Regions from separate parts of the Homo sapiens genome. Here region 1 is linked to region 2. Evidence: chromatin loops called from intact Hi-C (ENCODE). Cell type or tissue: PC-3. All regions are shown on one strand. Each heading gives the region's core, and the rest is flanking DNA. Links, peaks and the distances in the headings are about the cores only. Region 1 overlaps ADGRA3 (adhesion G protein-coupled receptor A3). Region 2 has its middle 270 kb from the start of MIR12115.

Region 1 (10,042 bases), core at 3,283-8,282, 140 kb after region 2:
AAGAAAAAGCTTTATCCAAAGGCTGCCTGGGGCCTCACATAATACAAAGCTGGGTCGGGTCTACAAAAAAGGTGGAAAGACCACGTTTATCAGCCAACAACAACTAAGTTAACACACACTGTACATGTTCATCAATCAGTATCCCCCGTAGCCCAGTTATGACCACTGCTTAGGAGCTTCTCATGGCCAATAAAAGACATGGCTGTGAAATGATCTGAGTAGGTCAGAAGGATTCAAGAGAGTTCATACCAAAACTAAACAAACAAACAAAAAGCAGAATTTCATTGGTTACAATCTCACCTTTGTCTAAGACCTAGCAACATGCAGTCACATTTTTAGCACTGGCAGATTACAAACAATGAAAAATTTCTCCTTCAGGAGAAATTGCCTTGTTTATACAAATAAATCTATTGATTTTATTTTGAATTTATTATTGCTTATATTTCAATATAATATATTGAATAATATATTATATATTATTCAATAATATATTATATATTCAATATATTCAATAATATATTATATATATAATAAATATAATTTATTATTGCTTATATTTCAATATAAGCAATAATCCATGGACAGCATTAATACAAGTGTTAAGAAAAATATAACAAAATTAGCAAAAGTGACAGAATGACTCAAATTTGGAAAACATCATTAAGTGATTATGAACAATCAAATCACCTCTCAGATAAAAGCACTGGAGTCAATATTAAAATAACTAAATGATTACTGGAATCCAAAAAGAAAAACAGAATTAAGATTTGTTTTAAATTTTGGATTGCTGTTGTATGCCTCACTTACCTTGATGATTTAGTTTAATTCCTGCATCAGATGTTTTCAGTTAATGTTTTTACTTCCTAATTTTGTATGTTCTCAACCAACTTCAGTTTGGGCATTCTGAACTCAATACTTGAAACATGTAAGTCTGTTCTAACATTGTTGCTTCTCTATAATGAGACCTATGTATAGATTCCAATCAGCAACTAAACCTAAGTTGCCATCTGTATATATTACTAATATAAATATATTGAACATACATATAGTTACATTGTTACATTTATCCAAAATATCCTGAGATTTAAAAATCAGTTGCCACCTATTAATGACCTGAAATATTAATATACATGTACGTTAGTATATAAATCTAGTCACAAAAATAGTCATACACAAATCTAATTTCTAACTGTTACCTAAAAAGCAGGTTAGTATATAACATTATATATGTAATCTGTAGATATAATGTTTACATTAAGAAAACAACTTTTGGCTGGGCTCAATGGCTCGTATCTATAATCTCAACAGTTTGGGAAGCAAGGGTTGGAGGATCACTTGAGGCCAGGAGTTTGAGACCAGTCAGGGCAACACAGTGAGACCCATCTCTACAAAAATAAAAAGAAAAACAGCCGGGCTACTGGCTTGTTCTTGTAGTTCCAGCTACTCAGGAGGCTGAGGTGGGAGGATGGCTTGACCCCAAGAGCTCGAGGTTACAGTGAACTATGATCCCCACTGCACTTCAGCCTGGGCAACAGAGTGAGACCTCAACTCTAAAAACAAAACAAAACAAAACAAAACAACTGTCATGAAATAAAAGAATCATAACTGTTTCCTTAAGCAGAATATAACCAACTATACCTTATTATGAAACTAAAACTCAAAACAACTAAGATAAGAATAAAGTCTGATACAATTTTATAGATAATAAACACCGTAAAAGCAATGAAATGTGTTGCCAAGCACGGCGGCCTCAGCATTGGCAAACATGGTTCTAGCCGTGGGCATGGTATAACCTGCCAGCATGTCCAGCAAGCCAGAAATTCTTTGGATCTTAGTTGTCAAATTTTTTAAATTAGGAAAATGATCATGCTGATCTCTAAGAAAACTGAAACATCTGTTAGCAGTTTACAATTCTATGAAAAATAGAGAATCTCAGCTATAAATCATAAACGACAAAGGTGGGAGGAATACAATATATTACTCACTTCCTATATACAAATATCAAAACTCTAATTGAAATACTAAGGATGAGTAAGTGATCGCTCATCACTCTCCACGCTATGAGTAACAAAATCCCCTTGAACATTTTTAGCAGAATCTCCATCTTCTTCCAAGTGTTTGATTTCTTTTCCAGTCCTTCCCCACCGCCAGCACCTGTTCTGTTACCTAAAATAAGGCATGTTTAAATGAATAAATGCTTGCTGAATGGGCAACATCTTCCAGGAAGGAAAATTCCTCACTTCCTATGCAGAGGCAGGAAAAAGAAGAACAAGAAAGTTATCTCCCTAGGTACAGCTGACCAGCAGGTCAAACAGGTTAAACACCGAGCAAACAAAAAAATAGTGATAAATAAGAATTATTCACTCCATTTCTTATTAGCTTATCTTTGTCATTTCCAAACACCATCTTGTACATAATATATCAATTTACCAGGAGACCATAAACCAGGAAATATAGCCAAATCTATCCACTGGCTGCTTTATTTCCCCCACCATAAAATAACATCTCTAAAACTCAAACCTAAAAGGCTTAAGTAGAACTATCGGTTTTATTATTGTCAAGCAAAATAACATTTCTAATGCAGTAACCCAGTGAAAAGTGAACATTTACACTAGAATGGGTAATCTCAGGATGGCTCAGAGAATTGTTCTCTGTACATAAGCAGTTAATCTCTCAGAATTTGAAGTTTATTAAGCTAAACGGCTTGATTCTTTTTTGCATTTCTCGAATATGTACTTTTGAATCCAATCTGATTCAAACCTTTAGACTTCCGCTGAAAAGAGATCAAAGTTGTGTCAATTTTGCAGACATTGTCTTGCATACGAGAGAACTGAGAACCACAGTGAGACTCAGGACAGGAGATGGGTTAGACTGCAGTGTAGCAAAGACCAGTGAGCGAGAACTTTTGCAGTAGAGCTGTTTTTAGAATTCCGGAATGGGATTTAATCAGTACTTCAGCATGAATCTAAGGAACTTTATCTGTTTAAGTACAAAATAAAAGTCAACATAAGAGCCAATATTGAAGAATGTGAACCTTAAGTGGTAGCTCTTCATTTGCATTCAAGAATAACTTTCGTGCAGCAATCACCCCCACCTGGCCACACCAAAAAGAGTAAGAAACTTAAGACCGAATATAAAGCAATGAAAAGGCCACGACCATGTTGAAAATAGTATTAATAGGATCCAAGGAATAACGCAAAAGTAAGGCAACGTAGGAAGTTTTTTAGGCATTTCCATTTTCAAAAAACATCCTGAGAGATCCTTTTAAAACCTGGTAATATTTAAAACTAGACTTATAAAATACAGCAACCCAAAAATCACTTTGATTTATGTGCCAAAATCAATACACTTAACCATGCAATATATATATATAACTGACTTATGTGTAACTCTAATTAAAATACCCCAAACCACTAATTTCATTAAAATAGAACTAAATGCTTATATTGTAAAATATAAAAATAACAGATCGACACAATAACAAACACCTATTTATTATATTAAATACAAGCCTGAAATATTAAGTACAAATTACAGATTCCAAGAAATTACATTTCACATCCCAAAATGTCCTGTTGGTGCTTTGACAACTAAAACAATGTTTTAGAAAGATTTTGTTTCAGATCCTAAAAAATAGCAACAATTTGGGGATAAAAATAAGTAAAATCCAAAACTTCAAAGTTTATTCCAAATTCTTTTGAATCCCTATGGTGGCTGTAAACAGTTTTTAAATGCTCATAGCTTCAAGGAATGTGAGTATCACAGTTTATATGAATTTCTGCCTAGGAAGCCCAGCAATGTTACACAGTAGTTTCGTGTTTCCATAATCCAGTCCTAACATTGCCAGTGCTATCGGTACCGAGCAAGGGTCCCTCCTGCCCATTGCTTTTAATTGGTCCATTCTGAATGGCCAAGTTGAGGCCATAAGATTTTTGCTGATTTTCAAGTTCAACCACAGCTGGCTTCCTTAACGCATCTTTTTTACTAGTGGTTGAAACTGGCTTTTCAAAATTTCTGCTACTTTTGGGAAGTGTGCTACAAGCATCGCTGCTGTCTTGCTGGGGTGGGTTGTACTGTCTCTCTCTGTAGGCTAAATAAGCTCTTCGGCTCCTCGAGTGTCCTTCGTTATTGCCCAGCCGGCTTTTAGGTAAGCCGTTCTGCACGCTTCCTTCCACGCTCGTTGGGACATCGTAGGCATATTCTCTCAGGACTGTGAGTCGGCTTGCCCGGTGTCCTTTACTTCTGTTTTTATGGTGGCGGCTTGAGTGCACATTTGTTCGAAACTGAACTTCTAAAGGCGCCACGTGCATTTTAATATCATTGTCCATTGAATGTTCTGTCAGACTATTATCAAGCTGAGGGGTGGAGTTCAAAGGTAAAGAATTGGCATGGCACTGAGCTGCAGCCGCCTGCAAGTTTGTTAATTTGCAGCCCTGGGAGGAATTTTTGAAGCTTGAAGCACTTTTGTTTGTGCATGAAGACTCCGCACTGCTATTGGGGCATTTGGGTGCCTCTCCATTCGTCCCATTAGAGTTGGGGGGCTGGACGTTGACTTGCACTGAATACGAGCTCCGTCCTGGGCAGCAAGTCATGATCCACGCAAGTCTAACATCCTCCCTATTAACACAATGGTGGACCACGAAGAACGCACTGAAGCTTAAACTTGTGGCTCCAAAAACGAAGCTAAAAACCAAGTCCAAAGGGTAATACAAAGAAACAGCCAAAGCCCCAAACATCCACAGTGCAACATATAAGAGCAAAGTAAGGCTGGCCCCCAAGAGCTGAGAATGAAAAGTGTGCTCATTTTCCAAGGCTGATGTAGAAATCAGAGACAAAGACATTGAATCCTGATGATTTATTTCGCCATTTTCATTGGCTGCCAATCTCTGTTGCTCCTCCGTGGGCTCCTTAAGCTCATATTTGCGCTCAGGGTGTCTTTTCAACTGAATAAATATGCTCAGAAAGTACATGCAGTTTACAAAAGTGATGAAGCTGGCTGGCCCATAGAAGGCTCCCAAGGAGGGTTCCCATGCCATCCAGCAACTGGAAAAGAAAATGGTAAACCAGATCGATGCTACATGTTTCAACAAATTATCTACGAAATTGCAATCACCTGTAATGCCTAGAAAATACTTAAAAGAGAAACAACTGGGTCAAGTACACAGAGAATATAAAATACTCACTAGGGTGCGTTTGGCCGACTGCCGTAATTCTTAATGTTCGCTGCTGCAGTTATGCCGCAAACAATGATGGGGATACCACCACCAATCAGGTAAAATCTAGAAGGAGGAATCACAGGAAAAACCACTCATCATTCCATTTCTTAACATGTATCTCTCATAATGTCTCAGTACTTCAAAAGTCATTCCCTGAAGATTAATTATTATCTTTATTCCAATAATAAGCTGAGAGTTAAGTTGGGAGGCTGATTTATTAGCAGTAATGTGTTTTTATTTTGTTTTTTAGATTTCTTGTTTTAAAGCACAAGGTCTAGTAAGTTTCTGAGTAGAGGAAAGCTGATCGGCTTCTGCCACCTTGTGGACAGGCAAAGTAACACTCTGAGCCTGCTGGTAGGATTTCAGCTTACTTACTCTTACTTTTTTTTTTTTTTGTAGCAGGAACTGGCTTCTTTTAGATTCAGCCGGTGAACTGAAAAGTGCCTTAGTTCACACAAGAAATGTAATGACATATTAATTACTGACTAATGTTCAGCTCAACCTGCATGTCCCAGGACTGCCCACTGCTGTGTATCTCATCGCCAGTCCACTGAGATTAAGGTAAGGAAGGTATCTGGATCCCAGCAGCTTCACAGAGTGCAGAGGCCCTACCTGACCCCTTTTCCAAAGAGAGGTGGGGACAGCAAGGGAAATGATGGTGCAATAAAAACTGATTGAAACAGAGCAGTGACTGGTCCTACAAAGAAAAACTCTGTGCTCATCTCTGAGCTCCTTGATCTCTCTGAAAATAAATTTCCATTCTGGGTAAGTCAGAATCTTAATTTTGCGTTTGCTCCTTCCTGAGACATGGCCCCAAATCTTGCACTGGGTGGATAAAGGCAATATCTCTGATACATTTGTCCATATATTGTTTCTTCCTTGTACCTAGTTACTAAAATCCTTTAACATGATGTTAGTACTGCTGAAAACTAATTACCCTATAAAACTATAATTCTGCCTTCTATTCCACAGATTAGAGAGATGCCAATAATACGTGACCTTCCCCTTCTTCCTGCTGTACTAATTCACATCTGCTTCTTACCTGAAAAGAAAGTATTATTTCCAAAATTAATCTTGGGTCCTATCACCCTCTCTGTCTTCTTTCAACGCCCCCTACCCCCGTTCTTGTTATCAAATAACCCTATTTTGCATCTTTAAAATCTTCTCTATTGCTTATTTCTAGCATGCTTCTCTACTGCTTATATATATATATATATAAAATACATATTATATATATATAATACGTATTATATATATATAATACGTATTATATATATATATAAAATACGTATTATATATATATAATACGTATTATATATATATATAAAATACGTATTATATATATATTCAAGTTTCCCCATCTTCTAAAACTTTCCTTGAACTACCACTTCTTTTCTCTCTTCCTTCTGCCAACGCTGGTACCACCACTTTCTCGCCTTTATCACCTTATTGTCAGCTGTACCCACTCACCACCATGATGCTAAAAATGTCCTCTCTGGGGTCAGAAGAATCTCACTGGCAAATCTCGTGTCCCACCCTCCAGGTAGGCAGCAGTGTTGCTCAGGCTTCCATAAGCTCAAGGATATGGGGGAAGCAGGGCTAGAGGGCGGAGCTTGAGCTGTCTAATGCAAAGAGGATACTTGTGTGTCATTTGGGGACTGCAGAGAGTTTGAAGCACCAGCTGCCTTTTCCTTAACTCTTTATCTTTCTTCTCAGAACCTTATAGGAATGAACAGCTGCTTAAGGTTAAGATTCCCAAGTTTCTAAGCCAAACACCATCATCTCTCATTTCTCTTAATAGAAGTGAGGGAGGTGTCAAATCTCATCCTACAACATAACTCTGGGGCCACGGAGCACCCCTGCTGCTCCTTGTCAAACACAGAACCACTCTCCCACAAATCATCCATGTTCTCGGGTGTTCTCTTTCTGCAGCCAAAAATCCAGTGACTTTTTCCACGGCCCATCTATTAAACATTAATAAGGTCCAAGTATCGTTCTTTTCTTAACTAACTTCTCCCTGGGAGTTCCTATTCATTATCATGGCTTCAGTGACCACATAAGGAAATGTCTCCTGCTCCTCCTAGACAATCTCTAGCTTGTCCTCTCTGCTGAGCCCTGGACTTCTAAAAAATGTAAACATTCCACAAGAAAGTACTGAGGAGCCTGCCACCCCATTTCCCCTCTCCATGTCTCCCCCGCCCACCTGCCATTTCTGCTTTTCCTATCTTATTTCTCAGTTGATGGAAACACCCTCCGTCAAGGCACGCTAGCTAGCTAGAATAGACAACTTGCAGCCATCTTCAAATTTCTCTCCCTCACACAACTCTCTTAAATCCAGCTGGACATCAATCCTAGAGAAACTGCCTCAAGCCTCTCAAACTTGTGTCCTCTTCTGTGTTCTCCCTGACACTGTTCTGGTCTTCATGGGGGCTGCCCTAATAACCTCAGCAGAATTCCTTGTTCTTAGGAATTCTGATTTATACTCCATACTAGAGCCATAGCTATCCTTCTAAAATGACACCATGTCAGGCCACTCCCTTAGTTAAAAATCTTCAGTGGCTGCCCACATTTTAAATAGGACACACAAAGGCCTCAAAGCCAACTTTCATCCTGAATTCCTGCTACTTGACACCAAACATCTGAGGCTCCAGCCAAACTGCATTCCTCAAGGTTTCCTCAGCTCACTCTTCACTTCTACACTTTGTCATGATCACAGTAAAGTTCACGCCAGTGGTCCAGCATTTCCTAACAACCCCCCGCCCCCAAAATTAATGGCTTCTTTCTTTACATTTTCAAAGAACCTATCTCCACTATGCTTCTCACACAGCGCAGTCAGTGCTCATGCCTTTCTCCTCCTGCAGACTATAAACTCCCAAAGGGCAAGGGAGTCTTCTGTAAATCCCTGGCCCAGGGCCAGTGACATATCAGGCATTCAACAAGCTTGGTCATCACTGATAGATTTTATTCATCCAGCATGATAATCCATTTACCACTTTTCATATTATAATGGATAGGAAAAACACACAAGTCTTCTTGTCCTTTGCATAGAATAATTAAACTGATACATACTTGAGTATGACATAAGACCTCAAGGAAATAAAAACAGCTGACAGTTTCATAGAGCCGATTATATGGCCAATCCCCTCTTAAGTGCTTTGCCCATTTACTCATTTATTCCTCACAACTCGAGGATGGGAGAATCAGCCCCACTTTTGAGATGATCTTGGAAGGCTCAGAGAGGGTACAGAAGTTGTCTGAGGACTCGCAGCGGGAAGGATGCCTGAGCCATTTTCAAAACCAGGCAGTCCTGCATACAAGTCCGTTCTTTTACTTCCCAAAATTCACTCAGCAATTTTGTTATAATTTATGATTATGCTTCAATGAAAGCAAACAAAACAATTAATACAACAAAGATATGAGATACCTGAGCATTGGTCTTGGTGGAGGTGGTGGTTCATCAGGATCCTGGCATCTTTTAGCTTTTTTAGTGACTTGTTTGTAGATATTTCGAGCTGTCACTCCTACCCATAGTACTGTGGCAAGGGTGGAATAGTGAAGAATTATCCCAACCTACAAGGAAGATCAAAGAATAAATAAAAGAAAAAAAATGTTCCTACTAAGGCTTACCTCAAAATTGGTAAGTAACTCAGAAGTCTGATTTGAAAGCAGCAGGAAGGCCTATCCTAATAATCAACTCTGTTGCCTGCTAAGGCAACACTGTGTTCTAATAGACATGTGACAGGGAATCACAATCCTCAAATACACAAACCAACAATTGGCTCTAGGAAGCCCACAAACTACCATTTATACCAAAGACGACCCTTAATACAGGACAGAACTGGCTCCCAGACATTAAACCAAAAGTGTGTTTTTCATAGATGTGACATTATACATTAGAGTTCATTTTCTTTTTTTTTTTTTTTTGGGACAGAGCCTCGCTCTGTCACCCAGGATAGAGTGCTGCAGTGTGATCTCGGCTCACTGCAACCTCTGCCTCCTGGGTTCAAGTGATTCTCCTGCCTCAGCCTCCTGAGTAGCTGGGACTACAGGTACGCACCACCACGCCTGGCTAATTTTTGTATTTTTAGTAGAGAGAGGGTTTTGCCATGTTGGCCAGGCTGGTCTCCAACTCCTGACCTCAGGTGATCCATCCACCTCAGCCTCCAAAAGTGCTGGGATTACAGGCATGAGCCACCATGCCCGGCCTAGAGTCCATTTTCTAACATTCTTTTTAAGGAGGAATATACAGAGGGCACAGGTTAACTACAGGGTGAAGGCCACAGCACACACAGAATAAGTTCCAGAGTAAGAGACCTGAGATATGATTCAGAGCTTTTATACACTGTAACAATCACAAAGCAATATAATAATATATTGATGGTTAAGAGGGTGAACTCAGAAATGAAATTTTCCTTGATTTTTAAACTGGTATTCACCTCTTACCTGCTGGGTGATCTGAGCAAAGTCACGTAAGACCTAAAGTGCTGGCTTCCTCACTTGGGAACCAAGAGTAATATAAAAGTACTGTGAGGTTAAGTAAGATGGTCCACATTAAGCATTTAGCAAATCGCCTAGTGTGTGACAAGCAATTAGTAGAAATCACTATATTATTACTTATTAAGAATGTGATTTTGAGGAAATAATGCGACCTCTCTGAAATTAACTTTCCTCAATTTAATAGTAGAAAATTATCAATCGCCACCTCTAGGGGTTTCGTAGGAATTGAATGGACACAATTCATGGGATATAATAGGTGCTCAGTAAGTATAGGATAACTGCAATATATGCAAATGATACACTTACAGTTTCTATTTATCACATGACCT
Region 2 (10,042 bases), core at 1,887-6,886:
TGATCTTTGAAACTTTTCTATAGATCCAAAGTTATTCCAAAATAAAATTTTAGGTTAAAGAAAACCTTTTTTTGCACTGTCTTATAGTTTACAAATATTCTTCTCTTCTAGCAGCCTATTACAATCACACTTATGGCCTATTATTCCAAAATGACTGTAGTATAACTTCAAATTTGATTCTGAGCTTCCTCGTTGAGAAGTGTAAGACCAAGCAATTACATAATGCTTAGTATTGAAAAGAAGGAAATATCCTAGTTCCTTAACACAACCAAAGCCTTTCCCAGAAACATAGTCTCAAATAAGCCTTTTTAAATGGGCTATCAAGTGTTGTGAAGAAGAGTGTTCTCAGAAGCATTTTTACAACAAATGTAATCATAAATTTCAAAAGATTCCTTGAAATGACCTTCCATGGAAGCTGAAGTAAGTCTGAACAACAATTCTGAGAAGAGCATTCTGCAAAAAAACGAAACAAGCTCCTGTTAGGTATGTCACTTCCTCGTGGTTCAGCCACTTACAGAGATAGAATACAGATTGCCAGGGAGAGTAGGCAGAATACATGTTCTATACACTACTTCCAGCAGCACCTCTTCCTTCAACAGGGCTTTTGCTTGGAGCTGGAAAGCAGAGAGTTCAAAGTTGACTCTAATTGACTCTAATCTACACAGCAATACCAAGATTGTGAGTAGCTGGTTGGAGACATCTCACTTGAGTTAATATAGTTATTAAACGAACAGACATTTTATAGGATTGTGTACAGGAAAGATAAACCTTTTGAGTAAGCCAGTTGTGGGAAATAACAATCTCACACTAATTAATTGGTAAGGCAGTGAGCAAGTTACTCAGCCTCTTCCAATGAGGAGAATAATAACTACTTTGTAGTGTTCTTGTAAGCAACTAGAAATTTATCTGGCCAATAATGGCTGTAACTTAAAATTATTGCATGATGCTCACCTGCACATTTTAAACTCTTTACAGCTATAATCTTCTTTAAGCTTTAAAACAATCCAATTTTTTTTAGTAGAGAAAATATTTTGATATAAAGTTTTAAAATAGAAAAACCTAATTGACAGTGTTAGAAATTAGCATAGTGATGACTCTTGTGGCTCCAGGGAAGCATGAGAGACTTCCTGAGATTACGGTTGTGTTCTATTTTTTTACCTGGTGTGTTCACTTTGTGGAAATTCATTGAGCTTGACACATGATTTATATACTTTTTTGTCAGCTTTTACTTTATATACAGAGGGTATATGTGCAGATTTGTTACATGGGTATAATGTACTCAGGTAGTGAGCATAATACTCAATAAGTAGTTTTGTGACCATGCCCCACTCCCTCTGTCTGCCCTCTAGTAGTCTGCAGTGTCTATTGCTCCCATGTTTATATCCATGGGTACTCAGTGTTTAACTCCCACTAAAAAGTGAGAACATGCAATGTTTGGTTTTCTGTTCCTGCGTTAATTTGCTTACAATTGTGGCCTCCAGCTTCACCCATGTTGCTACAAAGAACATGATTTCATTCTTTTTTATGGCTGTGTAGTATTCCATGGTGTATATGTGCTGCATTTTCCTTATTCAATCCACCATTGAAAGGCACCCAGGTTGATTCCATGTCTTTGCTATTGTGAATAGTGCTGTGATGAACATACACATGCATGTGTCTTTATGACAGGATGATTTATATTCCTTTGGGTATATACACAATTATGGGATTGCTGGGTCGAATGGTAATTCTGTTTTAAGCTCTTCAAAAAAATCTCCAAGCTGCTTTCCACAATAGCTGACCTAATTTTCATTCCCACCAGCAGTGGATGAGCATTCTCTTTCTGCTCCAACCTTGCCAGCATCTGCTATTTCTTTACTTTTTAGTAATAGCCATTCTTATTGATATGAGATAGTACCTTATTGTGGTTTTAATTTGCATTTCTCTAATGATTGGTGATGTTGAGGACTTTTTTTCCTATGCTTGTTGGCCACATGTATGTTTTCTTTTGAATCATATCCACTTTTTAATGTGGTTGCCTGCTTTTCACTTGTTAATTTATTTAAGCTCCTTATGGAAGCTGGATATTAAACCTTTGTTGAATGCATAGTTTGTGAATATTTTCTGCCATTCTTTAGGTTGTGTATTTACTCTGCTGATCATTTCTTTTTCTGTGCAGAAGCTCCTTAGTGTAATTAGAACCCACTTGTTAATTTTTGGTTTTGTTGCAATCACCTTTGGAGATTTAGCCAAAAATTCTTTCTTTGTCAAGGTTGACGTCAAGAAGACTAGTACCCAGATTTTTTTCTAGAATTTTTATAGGAAGTTCTTACATTTAAATCCATCTTGAGTTTACTTTTGTATATGATGAAAGGTAAAAGTCTAGTTTTATTCTTCTGCATATGGCTAGCCAGTTAACACGGCACCATTTGTTGAATGGGGAGTCCTTTTCCTTGCTTATTTTTGTTGGCCTTATCAATGATCAGAGTGGTTGTGTTTACTATTCTGTTCCATTGGTGTTATGTGTCTGTTTTTATACCAGTACCATGCTGTTTTTGTTACTGCAGCCTTATAGTGTAGTTTGAAGTCAGGTAGTGTGATGCCTCCAGCTTTGTTCTTTTTGCTTAAAATTGCTGTAGATATTTGAGTTCTTTTTGGCTCCATATGCATTTTAGAATAGCGTTTTCTAATTCTGTGAAGGATAATCTTGGTAGTTTGACAGAAATGGCAGTGAATCTGTAAATTGCTTTGGACAGTATGACCATTCTAACAATATTGACTCTTCCAATCCATGAGCATGGGATATTTTTCCACTTATTTGTGTAATCTCTGATTTATTTCAATAGTGTTTAATGTAGTTCTTTGTTGAGATCTTTCACATCCTTGGTTAGCTATATTCCTAGGTATTTCATTTTCTTTGTGGCTACTGTAAATGAGATTGTGTTCTTGTCTTGATTCTCAGCCTGGGCATTATTGGTATGTAGAAATGCTACTTATTTTTGTACATTTATTTTGTATCCTGTAGCCTTACTTAAATCATTTATCAGTTATAGAAGCCTTTTGATGGAGGGTTTGGGGTTTTCTAGGTATAGAATTATGTCATCAGTGAAGATAGTTTGACTTTTCCTGTTTGGGTGCCTTTTATTTCTTTCTCTTGCATGATTGCTCTGGCTAAGACCTCCAGTACTATGTTGAAAAGGAGTGGTGAGAGTGAGCATCCTTGTCTTATTCCAGTTCTCAAGGAGAATGACCACTCAATATTTTCAGTATCTCATTTCTTCAGATGAAAAAACAGAGGCCCAGAAAGTGAAAATAACTCCCTTAAAGGCACAAAGGTAGTACTGCTGAATTCATATACCAGCTCCAACAACTACTAGCTGTGTGACCTTAGGTAAGTTATTTAAATTACATGTGTCTAAATTTCTGTATTCATGAAATGGGGATAACGATATTACCTTCTTAAGGTTTCCTTGAGGATTAACAATAGATGCAATTAATAATACATGTAAAAATAAATGCCACATGTCTAGAACAATGCCTAGCACGCAGTAAGTCCTCAGTGATGGCTAGATTTTTATAGCATGTGAAAAATCAGATGAGAAGGTGTTAAATTTGACACTGTAGAAACAGAGGCAATTACATAAGGAGGGTTTCCTCAGATCAAAAGCTACCTGAGGTTTGACTGGAAGGTAAGTTGCAATAAAACTAGACTTTTCTTGTGGAAGCAGCAGGATATCTTATGTAACGTATGACCAACACTTAATACAGTCTTCAATAGCATATGAATCATATTCACCATCACCAATAAACATTTTTTAGCCCTTATTGAATCACAGCATCAATCGAAGAACTTAGAGACTAGTAGATGTACAATACCAAGGGTCCCCCATTTGCAAGGTTAACGTTACCATTGAAGGTTCTATTTCTGCTTAAATATTATAGGAATGATCATGTACCATTTTCACTATTTCTGTCTTATATTCATTTCACCTATTTTAATATTATAAGTTTTCTCTAGGTTGAGCCAAATTTTAATCAATTCAGGCTCTATTGAACACCTAAAAATGAGTAGCATCCACAATGCCTTTCTGCCTATGTGACCATGACATCAAGAAAATCAAGATACTAAAATAAATGAGAGTTAATAAAAACCGAGTAGTACGCTTACATTTTAAAGAGACCATTGAACTAGGCACTTAATGCATTTGAAGTCCAAATATGGCTGGAATCCCTTCTATACTTCCCTTCAAGTGATGGTTCAACTTTAATTTCTACAAAGGCAGAGTAAACATGATTTCCCAGAGCCAATTATTTGATCTTTGTACTCAGATTAATCATGAGACCAAAATTGTATCATCGCAATAAAATAGCTTCACCATGCCTGTAATATGACATTATGATTCATATTTATACACACACACACACACACAATATATTTGTTTTCGTCCAGGGTTCCTGGCTCATAACTCCCATAGCCTTTGTAACAGCCTTTGTTATAATGATAGGGCACTTTGGGCCTCAGAAGCAGGTCTCAGAAAACAGAATCTTTTTTTTCTGAACTTCTGTCTTCCTTTCACCTACTGTTTTTTTCTCCCCCTCTCTCCAAGATGGGGAGAAATATTACCTCGCCTTTTTGCCTTGGAGCTGGCCATAAGGAAATTCTCTGACCTACTTTGTCTGATTATGGATCATAAGACCCTCATTTCAGAAGAGGTTCTGCCCCATACTCTGGAGGAAGGAATGCTGCATGGAGAGGCCAAGAAGAATCTGAACAGATCTTGTTGGTTTTCTGCATCTATTTGTATTAGATCGTACTCTCCTTGTCCAATCACATTTCCACACAGATGCCCATGCTTCAGTCATGCCTATCCAATGCAAAAGGACATGGTACAGAAAGCTTCTGGGGTAACTGAACACAGGGAGGTTCCTGGAGGGTGGCACACCTGGGAAAGTGTGGAAGCCCCACCACTCCCCCTACCATAACTTGCTCCAGGTATCTCATCATCTGTACCCTTTGTAATATTCTTTGTAATAAACTGGTAAATTTGAATGTTTCTCTGAGTCCTGTGAGCCACTCTAACAAATTAATCAAACCCCAGAAAAGGGTCATGGGATCCCTGATTTATAGCCAGTCAGTCAGAAGCACAGGTCAAACAACCTGGGTCTCAGGCTTGACAGCAGAAGGAAGGAGTGTACTCTTGAGAACTGAGCTCTCAACCTGTGGGATCTGATGCTATCTCCAGGTAAATAGTGTCAGAATTGAATTAGAGCACATACAGCTGGTGTCTGCTGCGCAGCTGATTGCTTGCTTGAGATGTGGGGAAAAACCCACATACATTTGGTCACAAAAGTAGCCTATGTTGATTGCCATCAAGTGAGACAATAGAAATAAAACACAGTTTGTGTCTTTTCCACTGATACTGCCCAACTCAAGGCAATTTTCTTGCTATATTCTTACAAAATCTAAATTGCTATTATATATACTTTTTGACCTTGGTACCTCCAGTCTTTCTTTGGACACAGAATTCCACCGTTCTCAAATTTAAAATATATTCTATTATAAAAGAAAAATTTATCAGAAATACTTGTGACTATTATTTATCAAAGCAATGATTTATTACAGAGATAGCAAATGTGTAACACAGAGACCATCACCCTCTCCTATGTTGCTCCCAGCAGACATGGCAAATCAACCATATTTACTACTCCATTCTGTTGAGTTTGACACCATCTCAGCCTTCAACTGAAATAGCACTATAGTAAGGAACAAAGTGTAGCACAAGATTCATAGAAGAAACTGAGATGTTTTCCATTTTTCATCACCCATTTGCCATCACCCATTTGTTTAATCAAAAGCAGCCTTATGCTATACAGTTGCTTCCCTGTCCTATTGTTCCCTCTGGGCAGGCCCAATCTGTCAGGGCCTGGAGAACAATCCTAGCTGCCAAGAGAGTGCAGATGTACCTTTTATAGTTCAGTATTCTGGGTTCCTCCCAAGCAGCATTATCCGTGTGAACCACACACTAGAACGTGGATATGACACTGCACTATTTATTTCCTGCAATGACTCCAATCTAAGGTCAGCATCAAAAAAGAAATGTCAGCTATACATGGACACTTTCTCCAGAACTCAGAATCAAGTACATCTTTTCATAGTAAGTCAAATCTTTCCCTTTTTGCTAATGGTGAGAAATTCCTCTCAAACTCCCCTCCAGACCTTCCCTCGGCGGGGTGGAGGGGGAACCAGAGAAACCACATGTGGCCCCCATCTCTATTCTTTACTTCAGTAGGAACTGGTTTTCCTCTTCTAATGTTTTTATAATAATATGATACCTCTGAAAATCAGGGCAACAAGGGTGGCATAAGCACTAAGGAAAGGCCATGTGAGGACATGTGAGAAGACTAACTCACTTTGGTCATATTTTTTTCTGTGCCCTCTGTGACTCTCACCTGTATGGTTAACAGTATGCACACTATTTCAGCTAGTCTGTTTTATATCTCTCCCTCCATGAGTCATAATCTGAACATTTTCCCCAAAAACTTCCTATATTGACATCCTTGAAGTTTTCCCCCACTTTCTATATATTAGCATTGCTCTGATCAACACCTGCCACTCATCACAAATAGCTGGTGCTAGAAGGAAGCTGCTGGCCCCTTCCCTTCTTCACTGCCAGCATCCAAAGCTTCCACCCCAAGATCCTTCACTGCCTGCTTCCTGCCCTGGGTTTCCTCTCTTCACTACTGTTCATTTGACTGGCTTCAGACTCACCCATCAGATCATATGTGATGTTGCCCTTGTGTCAACAGGGGCATTCTACTGAGACAATAATGTGTACTTGCCCATAGGACTATGCCAATGGTTGTTTGCAGGGATAATATTTGTAACAGGTGTAATTTAAAAAAAGGAAACACTGTAAGGGTGAGGCAAAGATGCCTAGTTTTTAATTAAGCAAGAGATGTCAGCTTTTGAGCCATCTGGGCCCTACAAAACCCCTAAAGGATAAGACTGTCTCCCCTACTGGTATCCTTCTGGTTCACTCAGCTCTAGCCACATGGGTCTCATTGCAGTTTCCAGAACATGGTACTACCTCTGGGTTTTGCACATGTAATTCCTTCTGACTGGACTGCTTCTACCCTGATTGTCGGCACAGCTTGCTCCATCATTCTTTCATGTCTCTATTCAAATAGAATGAAGGAGTCTCTGATGACCCCATCTAAAACATAAAATTTCATCTCTCCTACTTCTCACTACCCTTTCCTGTTTTACTTTACTCCTTAGCATGTATCACTATTTGTTATAGTACATATTTTAATAATACTTATTGATCTTGCTTATCTGACCATCTCCCGCTCTAGAATGTAAGTCCTAGGAACAGAGAGATTTTGACCCTTTTATTCACTACTGCATGCCAAGTGCCTAGAATGGAGCCTGGCAATTTTGGCTAGTCCATACATATTTGTTGAATGAATGAATAAATGGGCCCATAGTAAAAAGTTGAAGCAGAAAGCAAAAATCTATTAGAATGTGTCTTAGCTTGGGTGGCTGTTACAAAATATCATAGACTGGGTGGCTCAAACAACAGAAATGTATTTCTCACAGTTCTGGAGGCTGAGAATTCCAAATCAAGGGACCTGTAGATTTGGGAGCTGGTGAGGGCTCTCTTCCTTGCTTGCAGATGGCTGCCTTCTCATTGTGTCCTCACATAGCCTTTCTTCAATGCTTACTCCTGAAGGGAGAGAGATCTCTGTCTTCCTCTTCTGATAAGGGCACTAATCCCTTTATGAGGATGCTACCTTCATGACCTAATCTAAAGATAATTAATTCCCAAAGACCCCACCTCCAAATACCATCACATTGGGGATCAGGACTTCAACATATGAATTTTAAGAGGTGGTATGGTTTGGCTCTATGTCCCTACCCAAATCTCAGCTTGAATTGTAATAGTCCCCATATGTCATGGGAGGAAACTGGTGGGAGGCAATTGAATCATGAGGGTGGTTTCCCCCATTCTGTTCTTGTGGTAGTGAATAAGTCTCACAAAACCTGGTGGTTTTATAAATGGGAGCTCCCCTGCACATGTTCTCTTGCCTGCTGCCATGTAAGACATGACTTTGCTCCTTGTTCACCTTCCATCATGATCGTGAGGCCTCTCCAGCCATGTGGAACTGTAAGTCAATTAAAACTCTTTCCTTTTTAAAATACCCAGTATTGGGTATGTCTTTATTAGCAACATGAGAACAGACTAATACAAGATGATCTAAGCATTCATCCCATAACATGATATAAGCTTTATGGGGGCAGAAAGCTTATTTTTATATTTCCTGAGTGGCTGCTATATGCCAGACACTATTCCAGATGTTGGGAATAGTGCCTGGCATATAGCGGCCACTCAGGAAATATTTGTTGAGTGAGAACCAGAGAAATTGTGATATAAGTGCTGAGCTAACATGTAGCATATCATCAAATCACAGAAGTGCTGTTAATATACAGGCTTAAATTTCTATTCAGCAAAATTATACAATCATTTATCAAGATGATTAATTAGAATGTTGGTTTTGTGCTAGTAACACAGACTCAAGTAAACTGGTTTAAATTAGAGGGCCACACATCATAAACCAGACAGATTTTTATTTCCCTCTCACATAATAGTCCAACTGTATAGCAGTTCTACTCTGTCAAGTCTTCAGGGGCCTGGAAATTCTACTTTGTGGCTCTACCATCATTAAAGTGTGATCTTTGTCTCTGGTCCAAAGCAGTTTACTTCCTTATCTGCAAAACAGAGTAGTAGAGGGTAAAGAGAGAAAGAAATGCCATACCCCTTACCTTACAGAGCATATGTAGAAGTTACAGTCATCACTGTTGCTCACATCCCCTTAGCCAGAACCAAACCACATGGTCAGACCTACCCACAAGTTAGGAAGGAAAATGCAGTCGCTATTCTAAGGAGCTATAACTATGGGCTTTCACTATTATAAAAGAAGAGATGAACACATTTAGGTTAGAGCTAGCAGTCTATGCCAGAGTATATATTTTAAAATAATCATTTGAAATTAACCCCGACTTCGTGTAAACAATTGTTGAAGGTGAGTAATACATACACAGGGGGTCATTATACTATTTTCCCTACCTATGTTTATGTTTGAGAATTGCATTGTAAAGCATTCTCAAAAATTTAATTGCATAAGCCTCTATCATGGGATTTTGTTGGTGTTTGAATTAAGTAGGATTTGGCATGGTTCATTATATCATCAAAAGATGGAAAGGGGCTGGGAGATTTACAGGGTTTTGAAGGACTCCTGAGACATTGGACAGCCTATGTGGTACTGGATAGGTTTCCTCTGAGCCAGCTGCCAAAACAAAAGCATAAACAAGAAAATACTGACCTGATAATTCTTTTGAATGTCTCAATCTCTATGTTATTGTGGTGGCTCCAGAAAGCACACAAATGTCTGGAGCAAGGATCCTGTTTCCAAGAGAGGATGTTTGATTCAGGCTATTCCAGGCAATGCCCCATCTTACCTGTGCTCAGGGGGCCACACATTACGGCCATATCACCAGTTCTGCTCCAACCTGCTTCTGGTTATTCTTTATAAAGTATATTGTGCCCAACTTCATAAAGGTAGAATTTTATTTTGTAATTACTCATTTTCTCTCTCAATTTTTGAAAGTCATCCCTAACCATGAAGTGCCTGTTTCACAAGTGGTTCCTGACGTCTTGCTAATGAGACAGCATTTAGGACCTTAAAGCCTCATTGGAGCAACACTTCTTGGAGACTAACTCATTAGCTCTGAGGACTAATCCAGACTCTCCCACTCCTCAGCTTTAAAATCTTGGAAACTCAGGGAAACTGAGGTCTATTTTCTGCACTTATGCAATGAAGATAAGTCCTTCAAAATCAGCCTGTCATGAAGGATGCATCAAAACATAAGTGAAAGTGATCTCTAAATATAAATATAAGGATTCTTTCAAGTTCTTATTCCTTCTTAAACTTAATCTTCTTAAAGCCTTAAGAATATTTTTCCTTAAGTTCTATAGTTTCCCCTGGCTTCATCATACTATCA

Evidence for each region. Hi-C counts contacts between places; a loop is a spot of excess contacts. Peaks named below come from ENCODE experiments on the same cell type or tissue, not always from the same donor. Only the 100,000 strongest peaks of a DNase experiment are listed, where the experiment ranks them.
Region 1: a loop joins it to region 2, with 3 times the contacts of the local background. A loop is called at or near these places in 10 of 110 quality-filtered maps.

What each region holds. Positions count from the first base shown.
Region 1 is chr4:22,383,905-22,393,946 of GRCh38, forward strand. It overlaps ADGRA3 (adhesion G protein-coupled receptor A3), which reads right to left. Exons shown (of 19, transcript NM_145290.4): 17 at 8,641-8,786; 18 at 5,184-5,279; 19 at 3,472-5,043. The coding sequence ends at 3,801. Among named protein-coding and RNA genes, the nearest start is that of MIR12115, 130 kb to the right of the region's middle. RefSeq lists an enhancer at 1,389-2,588. In PC-3, for the core only: CTCF peaks have their summits at 5,543 (motif pointing left) and 5,747; a DNase peak (open chromatin) is centred at 5,537.
Region 2 is chr4:22,241,097-22,251,138 of GRCh38, forward strand. No RefSeq gene overlaps it. Among named protein-coding and RNA genes, the nearest start is that of MIR12115, 270 kb to the right of the region's middle. In PC-3, for the core only: no CTCF peak of the experiment used is centred there; a DNase peak (open chromatin) is centred at 4,405; H3K27ac peaks cover 1,058 bases.